2 separate regions of the Mus musculus genome follow, and region 1 is linked to region 2. A link is a loop called in an ENCODE intact Hi-C map of the cell type or tissue named here. Cell type or tissue: left cerebral cortex. All regions are shown on one strand. Each heading gives the region's core, and the rest is flanking DNA. Links, peaks and the distances in the headings are about the cores only.

Region 1 (8,336 bases), core at 206-8,205, 360 kb after region 2:
AATAAGTCTTAGTCAACAAAGAAGAAACAGAACAAAGAGGACTTGAGATAATCCTACCATACACGTATGACAAAACACCACATTGCATGTATGACAAGACGGCGCCACATCAATAGTACAATAGAGAGCTGTTCTGTTTGTGAAAGAAAATGCACAAGCCGTGAAGGCACAGGTTCAGATCAGAAGGAAGAAGCCAGCGCATGTCAAGGGCATCATGATGAGGACTTATACTTCACATAGATACATAACTGTGACTACAATTGTATGGCCAAAACTCTGTTTTAATATACATATTTAAAGTGATACCATTGTTTTTGAAGAAAAGGAAAATCTACATTAAAGAAAATAGATTGAGAAAGACATTACAGTGCCTAGGTAGGAGGCTATGGAAGCCCAATAGGTTTCTATACTAGAAATGGAAATCAAGATGGATTCAAGAGCTGTTTAAACAGAGGAAGAGGCCAACCGTGGTTGTGGATGGAGGCTGACTTGTGAGTGTGAAGTCTATTGTACTGTGTAGTTCTCTGTTGTAAGTCCTGGTGACCTGGTGGATGATATCGTCATGGGTGAATACAATAAGTCTTTTTAATTTTCACTACTGCCTCGAACAAAAGACCTTAAAAATGCTGAGCAAGTGGTTTACCTCTGTGCTGAACCCATTGCCAGGAAGAGAAATCAGTTTAAAAGAAGGGGAAAGTAGATGATATATTAATCCCGAGGTATCTGGAAAAATTCAGGTGGATTTTCCTAGCAGGTTTTGGGATTCACAAATATTAAGCCTAGTGGAGATGTAAAGACTGGAAGGAGATATACAAGAGTTCCCAGTTAAAATAGACACTCACGTCTTTCATGGTTACTTTTCAGATAGTCCTTCGGTTTTTCTTTCACTGTGTGGTTGTTTACTTGTATTTTTTTTTTACCTGCTTCACCATGCCATGGTCAAGGCAGAATGCCACCATTTTTCTTTAGATAGAAAATGAGAGATTACCCAGCAGGAAATCTGTCTGCCTGTGGTCTCAAATGTCCTGCTCTTGCCATCATGTTTGCTGACTTAGCCAACACCAAGAAAGAAGATAAAGAATAGATAAAGAGGATAAAGAATGTTTATCCTCCAGAAGAGGATAAATATTTTGGGGGGACTTACATGGTTAGAGAGCATTCTCATGCAGCCTACTCACCAGAGTGCATCTTCAGGAACTGGAGTGTGCAGCTGGGTGAAGTGTTTATATGACATGTCTCTGGCTACTATTGATGATCACTACAAACTTGGTGGCTAGAAGACATGTCAAGTAATCTTACAGCTCTGCGGGTCAGAAGTCTGATATCAGGTGAAGTGGGCTAAAATTGAGATCCTAAGATACCACTCTATCTTAGAGGCTGCTGAGGAAAGCTGTTCCTCTATTGGTTTGTAAGCTTCAGAAACATACATTCCTTATGACTGTTCTCCTCTAAATACAGGGTTCACAGACTGCAGAATCCCACCTCTGCTTCCTGCTTTTCCATTCCCTAACCCTCATCTGATAGAGACCATTGTCCGTATAAAGACTCAAAAAATAAAGGCAGATAATCTTTCTGTCTCAAGATTTTTAACTCAATCTTATCTACAAAGTTTCTTTTCCCACAGAAGGCAACATTGACCGGGGACATCTTTTCATGCATTATTCAGTTAACACACTATGACAGAAAGGATCACAGCTGACTAGCTCTCGCTTGTGCATGGCTTATATTCTACTTATATAAATAATTATTCACATGGTAGATACTAAGTAACATTTTAAAAGTCAAACAAAAGCAAGCACATGGATAACAACAAAGACAAATGCTACCAGCTCTCCTTATAAAATATTATTTGTTTCAAAGTGACTGCAGGAATAGGTGACCTCTTAAGCACACATATAGCAATTATAATGCAAACTCAATAGCCAGTCAATGGACTAGATGTCTATCCTTTTTTTTAATCCAATATCAAATTCTTCTTCTATGAACTCTCTGATCTTATTTTGATGAATTTTCTATGTCTAATCCCATGTCGTCTGAAAGACTGGTATAGCCATGTACATGGACACAGAAGACTCAAATGTATTCTTCTTCCTCCTGGTACAGCCAAGCAGTCAATGCCTCTTTGAAGCCTGGATGTTCAGACACTTGAGCCAATGATAAGTCATGGTCCATTGGTGGGAGAATAGAACAAACCATTGACGTTCTCTCTTCGTGAGTCTGTGATAACAATCTAAACTCTCTCTAGCTCTCTTGATTCCTCCCTGTGAGCACTGTGTCAATTCCTGCCTGCTACTGACACTGGGTTTGAACTACAATTCTCTAATTCTGGAAGATTTGCCTATCTTTCTGAAGAACAGTTTTCACTTATCTTAATCGTTTTTGATTTCTATCACACTACACTCGGAAGATCTTCACAAAAGTAATACTGTATAGAGATTATTATTCAGACATTCAAATTTTGTTTTCTGAAATCAAATACTCTACCATTGAGGTATAGAGAATTTATTGTATGAAAAAAAAACCTATTCACAATGAAGACACAAAAGAATTTTGGTTTCTGGTAAGTTGTAAGTTATTTTGTTCTCACTAAAGTTATTTAATTTATGTTAAGGCTTAATAATTATGAATATTTTCTGTAATAGATGGCATTACTTTTAAAATATCTTTGGATTCAACATATTTCTAAGCCTGTAAAACCCCTGTAGTTGCCCTTTTCTATTTATGAAGACTTTTCAGAAGCCTTTTCTGGAAGCCAGATAGGAAGGGCAGCATCCCTACATTGTCATCCTTGAATTGGTTGGGGATATTTGTTAGAACGCCAAGAGTTTACCTCTGTTTAGTAGCTTAATTTCTCTCTCTCTCTTTAGTGGAAAATCACTTAGCGAAACTGTGGAGATTATTTATCTGAGTCATATTTTTATGGAAACTGCTTTTCACTTCCGTGCATTTTTAGAAGTGTTTTCTTTAAAAGAATATTCTATTAATATTTATAATTAGATAGCACACAAAACAGATGCTAAGTCTTATAACTTTCTGGGTACAATTACATAAAGAAGATTATATACTTTTCATCATAATGTCGTCCCTGGGAGCTGAAGAACAAAGGGTTTTCTCTCTGAACATGCCATTTCTTTTTGGGAGTGGAAATGAACAGGAAGATAGCGATTAGCCACAATTAACCAGTTTAGCATGCTAATGTTGATCCTGAATGTCATACTTAATGCCTAGTGTAGTATTGAGAAGAGCACCGCACTGTGCGAGTTCGTAATTGAGTGACATGTTGGCCTTTGTTTTATTTATTTTTTAAATTCTCAGCTAACCTGCCTATTACCCTGGTCCTTCCGTGATGTTGGTGGGTCCTTCCTTTCTCCCTCTCTCCCTCCTTTCCTTCCTTCCTTCCTTCCTTCCTTCCTTCCTTCCTTCCTTCCTTCCTTCCTTCCGAGCTTAGTTGTATAGTGTTCAATATTCACAAACGTGAATATTACTAAAGCCAGAGAACAGAAGGAACAGAATTCATTTTTCTTTTCTTTCATTAAAATAGTGAATGAATGAAAAATACATTGGTTAATCTAATCCATATAACCTGTCCAAGAGCTGTAAAGATGAGGAAAGCTGAGTAGCCAAAGAAGAACGGTTTTGAGTGTTGGTGTCAGGTTTTAAGCCTTCTATGATGCATGAGTCCATGTGTCTCCTTCCTAAGTGGTGACTTCAAGGGCTACTTCTACTGTGGGCTCCGAGGATGGAGAGAAGGAGAGCTTTCCAACAACCATTTGCCCTCAGACAGGGTCTGCGGATGGACCCTGTGCCAAGGTCTGCTTTCTCTACTTAGAATTGCAGAGTAAGGAAAGAACGCTGGGCAGTCAGGAGCGGAAGTTTACTTCCCCCCAAGATACAGCGCAAGGGTACGCATAGGTCACGCCCACTAGCGGGTGGCGGCCCCTGGCTCCGGGCTGAGATGCTGGCGTCCGCTCCCGGGAAGGCGCGGACATACTTGCGGACGGAGGCTGAGCGGGCGCGAGCGCACCCTCCGGGAGCCGCCAGCGCCTCCCCGCGGCCCGGGACGCCCGTGCCTTGGCCAGGACCAAGGCCAGCGGCCACTTCGTAGCAGCCGGAGCGGGTGGGAGCGCCTGGCTTCTGGCCGTGGCCGCCGCCCGCCCGCCGGCTCCCGTGGTTGGGCGGAGGAAGCGCGGGACTCCTCCTCCCCGCCGTATTAACATGCACCCAGGGGCGGGTGACCAGCCCAGCCTCGCCGCCCCTGCCCGCCGCGTCCCGGCGCTCAGCCTCCGCTCCAGAGGCGAGCGCTGCGCTTCGGGCGCCGCAAGCCCGAGGACGCGGCCTCGCAGCCACCTTCCGCCGGCGGGGAGCGGCAGGACCGGCGGCGCGAGCGGCTGCCGCCACCTCAGCGCCTGCTTGGGCTCCTTCCCTTCACCTCGCTGAGAAACGTCCCGTACTGCGGGTTCACTGCTCTGGTCCTCGCTCCGAGGCTCGTGGGACGGACTGACAGACGGACGGAGCAGCGACGGACAGACTGCGGGCAGCGGTAAGGCAATGCCAGGCTGCGCGGCGGGGCTGGGGCGTGCGCGGCGGCGGCGGCGGAGGCAGCGGTGGCAGCGGTGGCGCGCTGGGTGGCTGCTGCTCACCTCCTGCTGCGAGGTCGCGGCAGCCCTCGCATCCTAGGGACTGCGGGCCGCCTCTGCTGGCCATTGGCCGGCTCTCTCAATTTCATGACTTCTGCCCCGGGAGCACGTCTGGTCCCCGTGGTGACCCTGGGATTCCTGGGACCAGCATACCCTTCCCCGGGCAAAGGATCTTCGCAGCTCCCTAGGGTGTTCGAGAAGGGACAGATTTTTAACTGAGACAGGGTCCCTGGAGGGGGCGGGGGAAGGGACAAGAACGCGGGTCCTATGTCTCCATCAGCTTCAGCCAAATTCATACCCGGTTCAGCACCTTGTAGGCAATGGCAGCTGCTCACTGCAGGGGACTTCGCCAGGGGCTCCCCAGTCCTTTGCAAAGCAAGTTGTTGCACTCTTTTTGTGTGACACTTTTGGCATTGGTTGTGAAGAGCGACCCCTTCCCTGTGTGTGTAAGAAGGGAAAAAAAAAGACACAAAGACAGTGGCACAGAGAAACACAGAAGAGAGAAAGGGTCGTGGGGGGTGGGGTCTCCGGAGAGTCTCTGAGGCCAACTGCCCGCGAATCGCGTGGCGTGGCGGGCGATGAGAGTCTGTATTCCGAGGACCAGATAAGTGACTGGCGCTGGAGCCGGGACCAATGGGAACCTCTCCCTGCTCCGGGTTGAGCCAGATAACAAATTGCACTTTCATGGAGGGGTGGCTGCAGCTGTGAGGAGGACCTTAAGGGCTATGAAGACCCTGCATTCAGGACCCGCAGAGAGCGAGCGGTTCTGGTCTTCACGTTGTTCATGAGGCCGTGGGAAGGGGGCCCGTGTGCCCGCCCCAGAGGCACTGAGCGCCTGTGCCCGGAGGGCGTCGCGCTGGCCCAGGATGCCTGCTCACCCCTTGCCTGGCCTGGAGCGCTGCGGAATTTTCTAAGAAGGGGAGAGCATGTGGAACAGGAGGGGTGGCATACTTAGGAGGACCAAATCGCTGTCGGGTGAGAGGTTATGTCTCTAATGAACCCCCCTCCCCCTTAAGACTGTTCATAGAGAAACTGGTTCTGAGCCCCCAGAGGCTGCCAATCATGCCTCCTGGCCTATCAAATGAAGTTCCAACAGAATTACAAGATGGATAATAAAAGTCACAATTAAGAGACAGCTCTCTAGCATTTGTGGTCTTCATGAATGACTTCCTAGAAGAAGATGATGGGCCATTCAAATGGAAATAACGAATACTTAAAGCTTAGAAGTAGGGAACGGAATTTAAGTCCAAAACCAAACATCTGGCACCCATGCCCAGTCCATTTTTGTTTTGTTTCTGTTTGTTTTAGATCAGAAAGGAGGTGCTGTAAAGAACAGCTTTTGGACAGTTATTTATATCACGACTTCAGTCTCAGGAAGCAACTTGCTATTGCCTCTGATCGTTTTTTGTGTAGATAACAATAGTGTCTATCCCAACGTAGATGGAAATGACAGGCAGGCAAGGAATGATGAAACCGTTCTAGTTTCTACAATACCAGAGGAAAGTGGTCTTCGTGTAACGCTGTTAAAAAAGGAATTCCAATACATTCAAAACATGCTCAGAATTTAAGTTCTTAAAATTTTAAAGCTGTGTTTGGGCCCAGAGAATTCAAACGTTGGAAGGAAATGAGGTTGAATAGAAATCTGGTGTCCATAGCTTGCTTCTTCATTATTTTTTGGATTTGCTGGTTTAGTTTAAAGTTTGCACAAGCCACTACCTTAAGTACTAATTCCAAGTTCTAGGCCCGAGATTCTGTGAAAATCTTTGAAGCTAAGTGGCTTGCCTAAGGGAAAATAAGTAACCTTGCAGGAGAAAAAGGCTTGCAAATGCAGGCTAAGCTTTAAAGATCACCTTTGCATCTCTCTCTCTGTGATTCTAAGATTTGCTGTTAAGTAAAGTATAGGCAACGTGGGGAGGGAGTGGGAGAGGGACATGACCAAAATATATTGTATATTTGTATGAACTTTCAAAAACATAAAACACGGGCAACATAAATCTTGGCAAAATGAACAAACGTTTTGAAAGATCTTTACTAAGTACTTTACTGAGTACTTTACCGACAAAACTTTTCCAATTATATTCAAGCTTTTGTGCTTGGAGGGAAGGACAAGGGCATGAGCACTCCCTGTGGGGACTTTGATGGCAGAGCTCCTCTCATTTCTCCCTCCAAGATTCATCTTATTCTAGAAGCATCAACTAAAAACATTATGAATCACACCAGCAGTCATTCTAAGCAAGTGGAAGGAGGACCTCACAATATTATGCAGGGAAATCCCACAAACCCACTTGCTTTGCCTTCTAAATTCTGGTGATTTGTGTTTCTCACTGCATCCAGATTTAGGGACAGAAACAGTGAGGTTTGGATCTGTTAAGTGCATACCTTTGTTCCCGAAAGCCATCAAGACTGATATTTTAAATAAAATTAACACGGCACAGACAGGATTGTCTGATAAATAACTCAGGGACAATACAGTAGTGGTGTGACCACTGCTTGATAAAGTTATGCGCCACATTTTTTTTTCTTAAATAAGAAACTCCTGTGTACTCCGGGTTGCTGTTTTCCTTTGTCTAGGTGTATGTCTCATTTCCTCGATACTTTGTAATTGAGAAAGAAAAGCAAAGTGCTGCTCTTTGTTTCTATTATAAACTCAAACTCACATTGTGTTGCTTTAATGACTGCTCTCCTCAATTGTGTTAAGCTGTCTCAGAAGGCAGAGAATTAGCTTTCAATCAAGAGGCTTCCAACTGGAAGATTCCATGAAGATTTCATTTTCTTTATAAATCGTACACGTCCTGAGTTTTAAGGGAACCCAACCAGTCAATGAAAGAGAGTAAAGAAATAAGAGAGTTCACAACTACACCATCAAAACCAGGTTATTGGGGATCTTAAAAATCTCCGTAGTGACTTCCCATAATTATAATGTATTCCTATTGTATGTTGGTCTATGATTAATTTAAACCTATTAGGTTAAGAGCACACACAGCTATTGCAAGGGCTGTAGTTGGTTCCCAGCACCCACACTGGGGAGCCTATAACTCCAAACTTGTGGATTCCAATGCCCTCTTCTGGACTCTCAGGTGCACATACCCATAGACATTTCCACAATTGTAAATGTAAATCTTTTAAAAATTAGGTGGCTATTTTATCAGAAAGGCCTTTTGCTAGCGTTCCAGAAAATTTTTGTGCTGATGAGAACATTTGGGGTTAAAGCACCCTAGGTCTTGGGTTGCTTATTCGTAGAATCCTAAGGGCTCTTGGTTTGGTTTTCCAAGGAAAGATTCATTACAGTGTTCCTCAAAACATCCTTCATGATTTTTAAGTCACGGGAGAATGTGTAGCCTGATTCCTCTTCATTGCTGGTGAAGGTTATTTCCCCTAGATTTGGTCCCTATCAGGAGTTTTCAAAGATTTGTTGCCAGGAAGACCTGAAACATTCCCTAGAAAAGAAGATTTGCAAGTTGCCTTCTAATGTCCTCAGTTTAAACAACCACAGAGGACAGTGGCAGATTGCCAGATACGAGAACCTTGACTCCACTCCATATCCATTTCTTATCGTTTATATTTATGACTTCCTTCCCTGTAACCCTGAGGGTACAAACTTACACAGCCAATGGGATGGAGAAGAAGAGGAGGAAAAAGAGGAGGAGGTGGAAGGGGAAGAGGAGGAGGAGGGGGGGAGGAAGAGGAGGAGGAGGAGCA
Region 2 (8,336 bases), core at 159-8,158:
TCCGATGGCCAGTTCAGACAGAGGCCAGTCAGTGTTTCAAGTTCTTATATACTTATGTTTTCAGAAGAAGGATCATACAACAGTAATAGCATCTCTGTTAGGTCTAGTCAATGGAAATATGGGGCTGACGGACAGAGTGTGCCTACAATTAGAAGCAAAGAGACGTGTATTCTAGCACTTGCCTTACTTCCTCATTCTTACACCGAAGATCTATCTCAACTCATGGAGTTGAGCTGCCTACATAGGGCAGGTCTTCATACCTCAATTAACTTAATCTAGATAACCTTTCTCAGACGTCAGGCTTTCCCAGAGATGTGTCTCTTTGGTGATCCAAGATCTTCTGAGTTTGGTAACTCTAATCATCACAAGTCTACCTCTTGTCAACATGACACCTCAAACGTGTTACGTTTGAGTCACAATTCTCTCCTCCTTATCTCTAAGCTCTTGGTCATCTCATAATGTCAAAAGTCCCTACAGTCCCACGTTAATATTTCCAACATTATTTAAAAATCCCAAGTCCCACTTACATGTGGTTATTAGCTGCTAAATGAATGATAATCAATTTACAATCTGTAAAATCATAGAGGTTAATGTAGAGGAAGGGACTAGGGGAGAAACGTGGATCTCCCCAGGAGAGGAATTTATGGGTGGACTGGAGCACAGGGGTGGGTGTGGGATGAGAGGATCAGTAAGGGGAGGAGAGAAGAAATAGGATCATGGGAGGAAATATGGGGAGAGGTGTCTAGAATTGAGCATTTGAGGAACGGTATTGTGCAGTGGAAACTTTCTAAAATATAGAAGACAATCCAAATGAAGTCTCAAAATAATGAGGTAGACAGAGTCCCATCTGGCCATTTGTTTTGTCACCAAACAAAGCTTTCAATACCCAGACCAGGTGATATCTGATTGAGTTGATGGCAAAAGGGGTTAAATTGAAATTCCCAAACAACTCAGGCAGTTGCCAAGACAATAGGTTGCTTTCCACAAACTGTCTGCAATGCCCATTGCTAAAGACAATACCCACACAATTTATTGAACATGGAGAGGTTAAGCAGGTACCTACATAGAATCTTTATCCCTATGTTCTAATGCCTGCCTGCAAACTATGCTAGGGCAATGGTGGCATGAAGCTTGTAGGAGTAACCAACCAATGTCTGATTTGAGGTAAGACCCACTCCCTGAGATGAAGCTCATATCTGACACTGCTTAGCTGATGAAGAACCAGAGAGTAGATCACCCAGAGATGTAGGGTAAACAAAAATACTTCTGTTCTTTAAAAAGATAGAAATGAAAGGACTTCAAATGGTATTCGGCTATACTCATAGGCTTAGTGCCTTACTGAGCCATGGTCAGATGAGCTTCACCTTACAGCAGATGGGAACAAATGCAGAGACCCACAGCCAGACATCATGCAGAGAGACAAAAACCTTGGAATACAAGGCTCTAAATGTGATATCCCCATCAAATCCCTGCCCTTCAATCTCAGAAAACCCTTAAGAAGAGAAATCAGAAAGAGTATAAGAGCCAGAGTGGAGGGAGGATATTAGGAGAGCAAGACTCTAAGTCAACTAAGCAAAGGTCATATGGTCTCATAGAGACTGAAGCAGCAAGCACAGGTCTACATGGGTCTACACTAGGTTCTCTCTCTCTCTCTCTCTCTCTCTCTCTCTCTCTCTCTCTCTGTATGGGACTCGGGAATGTGTGACTGAGTGGGTATCTGTTTATTCTGCCTTTTCTTGGGGCTCTTCTCCTTCTTTTTGTTTGCCTTGTCAAACTTGAGTGTGACGGCCTTTGATTCATCTTCTTATATTTTGTTTTGTTATGTTGTTTTTTTTTAATGTCTTAGAAGTCTTTACTTTTTATGGTGAGAGATTTTTGAAAGGGAATGGATTGGATTGGAGAGTGTGGGGGACTGGGAGGAGTAGGGAGAAGAGACACTAATTAGGATATATTATATTAAAGAAAAAATTCTATTCTCAGTAAAAGGAAATAAATGCAAAAATAAATGTTCAAGGCTCAATTCTCATTTGAGGCAAAAAGATATCTCTAAGATTTATTCCTTTGTTATATGTATGAACTTTCTATCTGCATGTGTGTATGTGTAACACCTGTGTCTAGTGCCCATGGAAATCAGAAGAGGGTGACATATTTCTTGGAACTGGAGTAACGGGTAGTTTTGAGCCAACATCTTGGTGCAAGGAACTAGACCTGACTCTTTGTCAAGAACAAGTGCTCTTAACAACCGAGACACCTCCTTAGTGGAATCTTTTAACTGAGTTTCTCTAACATTTAAAAACAAGCTATGTACTTTCAATATAAAATGGCACATGGCAAACAAACATTTTCATTTGGAGTGGGAATGAATAGGGCCACAGGAAGGAACAATCAGATGAAAGCTAGACTGAAACTCAGCAGGCAAACCTTGAATCATGCAGGTCCATGACCATCTTGATGAATCATATGGGTCTCCAAAGGGCTCCTGTAGATTCATCCATTAAGCTTTTCTGTAAGCAGCATATACAGCCCCTTTCTTGGGTCAGCTCTAATCCTACAGCCCCTTTCTTGGGTCAGCTCTAATCCATGTCTGCTTGTTTCCTTGATAAACTTCACATGACCCTAGTAACTATAACTTCCTGGAGTTTCCATTGCAACGTGGGCTTTATCTTCTCAACTTCAAACAGGCAGGACTTCTACTCTATCATCATTGCCTAGCTTCAGTTATTCTCTGAAACCCTGGGAGAGAGAGAGAGAGAGAAGACACAAGAAACAGATACCCACTCAGTCACACATTCACGAGTCCCATACATAGATAAAAAAATAGATAGATAGATAGATAGAGATAGATAGATAGATAGATAGATAGAACCTAGTGTAGACCCATGTAGGCCCTGTGCTTGCTGCTTCAGAGAGAAAGAGAGAGAGAGACAGAGACAGAGAGAGAGACAGAGACAGAGAGAGAGACAGAGACAGAGACAGAGAGAAAGACAGAGAGAGAGTCAGAGAGAGAGACAGAGAGAGACAGAGACAGAGAGAGACACAGAGAGAGATACACAGAGAGAGACACAGAGAGAGAGATACACAGAGAGAGACACAGAGAGAGAGAGACACACACAGAGAGAGAATGCTTCATGATCCCAGTGCCTACTATACATCCCTGAATTCAGTTACTCTTTGAAAGCATGAGAGTGTGAGAGAGTGAGCCCTCCATGACCCATTTAATCTGGCATCTTTTATGCACACAAAGTCAGTTCTATGTGGATGATGCTGCCAAGTCCTGCTGCCAACTTGAGATGCAGTCTGGGCTCTTGGACCAGAGTTGCATGTTGCACAGTACTTCTAGGCTGGGGAACCCTGGGGATCACATCCCCTAGTGACAGACTTTCTCCAGCAAGGCATGCATACCTCCTAAGTCTTCTCAAAGGATGTCACTAAGTGAGGGACAAGTATTCAAATGCCAGAGACTATGGGGAACACCATATTTAAATCACCACAGAACAGAGAGGCCATGCATTGTAGTGTTTTAATATGACAATGTATAGGCATCTTCCTTTGTATAGTTTAGAGAAGGCATTAATGATAAAGCCCATATATACAGTTACGAAATATAGCACTCCAAAAAAGCAAGACTGATAAAGCTGGTTCGGTGATCATAATTGTCATATTCTGAATTAGCAACAAATTCCTGCCAAGGTTTCCAGCAAATAAAAATAACTTAAGCAAGCAAGCAAACAAACAAACAAACAAACGAAGTCAGACGTGGTGGCGCACACCTTTCATCCCAACACTCAGGATGCAGAGGCAGCCAGATCTCTGTGAGTTTGAAGCTAGCCTGGCCTTCAGAGAGAGTTTCAGGACAGCCAAGACTATACAGAAAGACAAAACAAACAAACAAACAAAACAAAGCAAACAAAAATAAATAAACAAAATAAAAAATAAACAGAAACAAAAGGAAACCAAACAACAGTAACAAGAAGAAGAAGAAGAAGAAGAAGAACAACAACAACAACAACAGCAGCAACAACAACAACAACAACAACAACAACAACAACAACAACAAAACACCACAATGAAACAAACCAAAAACCAAAAAACCTTGTTGCTGTATCCTTGGAATTTGGTTTATAGTTTTTAAACTGCAAAAAATAAACCACTTTATTTTGAAATGTAAACTGTTCTATGGCTTTAGGTCCAAATATTTACACCTTTGATGTGTACTAATTGTTCAATTTGGCATAGGAGAATAAATGTGTACTCCATCGCGCATGTACAGCCTAGTCACTGTCATTATTAAATACTGATAATACTGCAGTGGTTATCAGAAAAACAGTCTGTACATCCCATAAGTCTCCTTTAGGGGGCGGCACCACCCCGGGTGAAGTACAGCATTCTGCCATCCTTTCTTGCTTTTTAGGGATGCTGGAAGCTGGCAACATTTGTCCATTCTTTTGAGCATGCTGGGAACTATGAATACCCAACTGTTTACAGTAAACTGAAGATCAAGACCTTTCCTGGGACTGTAAAGAGAAATGACGTGTCCGTGCTCAAGTTTAATTACAGGCTTAGTTCAGAAGTGGAGTGGCGGGGTCAAGGTCATTGCCATGAAGTAATGAAGTGAATCGGTACCTCTCTGCGACTTGCTCAGGTACAGTGTCGATGCAGAGGTGTGTAGCTGCGTCGATGAGACACCCACTGCTCACACAGCTGATCAGCTGGCCCGAAAGACCTGGGAAATCATGGCAATACAAACAGGTGGGAGACCCTGCTTGTTATAAAAGCAGCACAACGCTCTGAAATTTCGGTAAAGGAAATGTGCGGAGGCTTGGGACCTGGCGTGAGGGCACGAATCAGTGTGCGGTAACGTCACACGTCCGGTTTCCACCTTTGCGACATTGAAAAGTAATTTTGCCTTACGGTTCTTGAAAGGATCAATAGGGTTATTATTTGGCCTGAGAGGAAGTGACACGTTGAGAAGTTGTCTTTGTGGTTACAATCTTTGTCCTCGTCTTTTCGTTTCCCCAACACACTGGCCCCGTGGGTAGCAAATGTAGGTTAGGTTGCTTTGCGTTCACAGCTTCATTACTGAGTCTATCACAGAGGAGAACACGTTAAGCACAACTTACCAGCTCAGCCACACTAGGCAAATCCCAGGGCCGTGCTTCAGAATTAATTAGAGGAACTGCAAAGTTATTAGCTGTTATAGTAACCAAGGCCAGGATGGATGTCCTAAAGGGCCCTGTAAGGCAAGAGGACACAGATTTTTCAGAAATTTCAGGAGCATTGAGACGGCACGTCAGGGCAGAGGCCAGCATCAACCTGAACTGTCTGGAATGGCTCCGTATAGATTGTGGACACCAGCCAGAAATTATGTTGGCTGCCATTAAAAGAGGCTAGCTTTGATAATAGGGGGTGGTGAGCAGAGCAGTTAGTGGAAAGGGTAGCAGAGGGAAGATGCGCTTGTGTGCTCACCTGGAAATGGTGCTGAGGCCTCGCCTCTGAGTTTGGTGACAAATTACCACGGGAAGCACCTGCTTAAAATGTCTCCTTCCGTTGTACAGATGCCTGATGTGCTGAGAGTTTGTTTTGCATGTAAATGCTTTGGAGGTTGGGAATGTGGTTCAATGGTGCAGTGCTTGCTTAGCATGCACGCCGCACTAGTCTCCACTCACTCCGCTGCCCTTTTACGATGCTTTTAAGATGGTACACGCCTGCAATCTCAGTATGTAGGAAGCGATGCAGGACAGTCAGAAATTAAGACCCTTCTCGGCTACAGCGTGAGTTTGAGGTTAGCCTGTGGTACAAGGGGATGCTGTACTAAAATAAAATAAGTGAATAAAGAAAGACATTTCTTCAGTTTGTTTTCCAATAACAAGGCTTAGGTCAAGGTTTTTTTTTTTTTAAAAAAGTTGCACAGGCATCAGAAATAGTGGGGGAGAATTTTAATGTACAGAATCAAGAGTCAGCTTGTACAACCACTCTGGAAATCAGTCTGGCGGTTCCTCAGAAAATTGGACATAGTACTACCGGAGGATCCCGCAGTTTCAGACTCTGATTCAGGAGCCCTCAGAAGACGGCCCTGGTCTTCTGGATCGTTTATAAGCTCTGAAAAGTCCTTGGGTGGCTTCAGTGTTTGTCCTGTCTGTCTGTCTGTCCGTCCGTCCTTCCATCCATCCATCCATCCATCCATCCATCCATCCATCCATCCACCCACCCACCCACCCACCCACCCACCCACCCACCCACCTATCCATCCATCCATCCATCCATCCATCCATCCACCCATCTATCTATCTATCTATCTATCTATCTATCTATCTATCTTTGCAATCTCGTTGGTGACGTCTTAACCAGAACTCACACAGTTGTGTTTTACATAAAAGTATGTTGCCCCCCCTGGGCCCATTTTTGGGGGGGGGTAAAATATAAAGAATTGAGATAATTTTTTAAAAATTGTGATACTCTGTTGCTCAATATTTTACACAATGCTCTTAAACTCAAATCCTAGGCCCAGTCAGTGGACTTAGTGTTTAAAGTCACTCTGGTTACTCTATCTACATACCTTAAATTAGGTCATTTATAAGAACATCCACAGGTACAGATTTGTGTTTGCCACAGTGGTCCTGGAGCCTAGAACATCTAAGACCAAGGCTTAGGCTTCTGGTTAAGGCTCGTTCTCTCCTTCAAAGATGGTGTACCTGAATTGTGAAAAGAATGTACACTGCCCTCTATCTGACACAAAGGAGATACCCTGTGATGTACTTGCCTCCCAACAGTTTTACACAAGCTTCAAAGGCCACAGTCTTGCAGGTAAAGCTTATCTCACAGGACCACTATCTCATAGTACACATTACCTTGCCACTCTGCCATCAAATTGGGAATTGATAACTTAATAAAAGCGAGTGTACTTATTAAAAGTTGTATGGGCCTAGAAAAAAAAACCCCACAGTTACAACTGGACATGTTAGTAATAGAACAGCATGAGATTTATCTGCAGTATAATTGTTCGAAATACAGATTGCAGAGTCTAAACTCTTATATCCGACAAGAACAGACGAGCTGGGTAGGTGTCTTCACACATCAGCATGGCATGGAGGCAGCCTGTTAAACTGAGGACATGGGACAGTGCAAAGGAGGTAGCCTTGTAAACTGAGGACACAGGACATTGCTTGCCATTGCAGATCTACTTTCTAAGATACCCAAACTTCCAAGTTTGTAGAAGAATTGAAAACAGACAAAAGAGAACCGAGCAAATGGAGCCTATAGCAGCTCTGAAAGGTGAGAAAATGAAATCCTTCAGCAAGTGAGAAGGTGGCACTCTTCCTGGCAGTCTGGGAACAGCAAGTTCCTCAAGGGCCTCGCTTCAGGATGTCAGCGCCTAGGCTTAGCTGAACTGATCCATAGCTCAGCGTTGCTCCTTTCTCCTGCTTCCTGGTACATCAGGATTTTGTATGCTACAGTCAATCATGCCCTCAGCGTTAGTTCCTAAACCCTAAAGACATGCCATGTATAAATGATAAATAATGTATGCTTTAAAAACAGGATTAATATAGATATGCACATTATTATTTTTGACAATGCTGTACATATATAATGAATTTTGAGTATTTACTCTATTTTATATTCCTCCCATTTCCACTGAGCAACACTTTTTTTATTAGCCCACCTTTTAAAAAATTGGATATTTTCTTTTTTCTCTTTCTTTCTTTCTTTCTTTCTTTCTTTCTTTCTTTCTTTCTTTCTTTCTTTCTTTCTTTCTTTCTTTCTTTCTTTCCTTCCTTCCTTCCTTCCTTCCTTCCTTTCCTTCCTTCCTTCCTTCCTTCCTTCCTTCCTTCCTTCCTTCCTTCCTCCCTCCCTCCCTCCCTCCCTCCCTCCCTCCCTCTCTCTTCTCTCTCTCTCTCTCTCTCTCTCTCTCTCTCTCTCTCTCTCTCTCTCTCTCTTTCTCTCCCTCTCTTTCTTTCCTTCTCTTTTTGTTTTTTTTTTTTCAAGATAGGGTTTCTCTGTATAGCCCTGGCTGTCCTGGAACTCTGTAGACCAGGCTGGCCTCTAACTCAGAAATCTGCCTGCCTCTGCCTCCCGGAGTGCTGAGATTAAAGGCGTGTGCCACCATGCCTGGTGGATATTTTCTTTATTTACATTTCAAATGTTATCCTCTTTCCTGGTTTCCCCTCCGAAAACCCCCTCCCCATATCCCCCTCCCTCTTTCCCCTTCTCCCCAACCCATCCACTCTAACTTCCTGGCCCTGACATTCCCCTACACTGGGACATACAGCCTCCATAGGACAAAGGGCATCACCTCCCATTGATATTCGACTAGGCCATCCTCTGCTACATATGCAGCT

The links. Peaks named below come from ENCODE experiments on the same cell type or tissue, not always from the same donor. Only the 100,000 strongest peaks of a DNase experiment are listed, where the experiment ranks them.
Region 1: it touches region 2 in a loop (9-fold over the local background); 6 of 42 quality-filtered maps call a loop at or near these places.

The regions. Positions count from the first base shown.
Region 1 is chr17:69,965,131-69,973,466 of GRCm38, forward strand. It overlaps a transcript of Dlgap1 not described here. Among named protein-coding and RNA genes, the nearest start is that of Gm36594, 45 kb to the left of the region's middle. In left cerebral cortex, for the core only: a CTCF peak has its summit at 4,027; DNase peaks (open chromatin) are centred at 4,096, 4,524, 4,934, 5,301 and 3 more places; H3K4me3 peaks cover 3,401 bases; H3K27ac peaks cover 2,254 bases.
Region 2 is chr17:69,600,539-69,608,874 of GRCm38, forward strand. No RefSeq gene overlaps it. Among named protein-coding and RNA genes, the nearest start is that of A730049N16Rik, 130 kb to the left of the region's middle. In left cerebral cortex, for the core only: CTCF peaks have their summits at 4,352 (motif pointing right) and 6,706; DNase peaks (open chromatin) are centred at 4,381 and 7,268.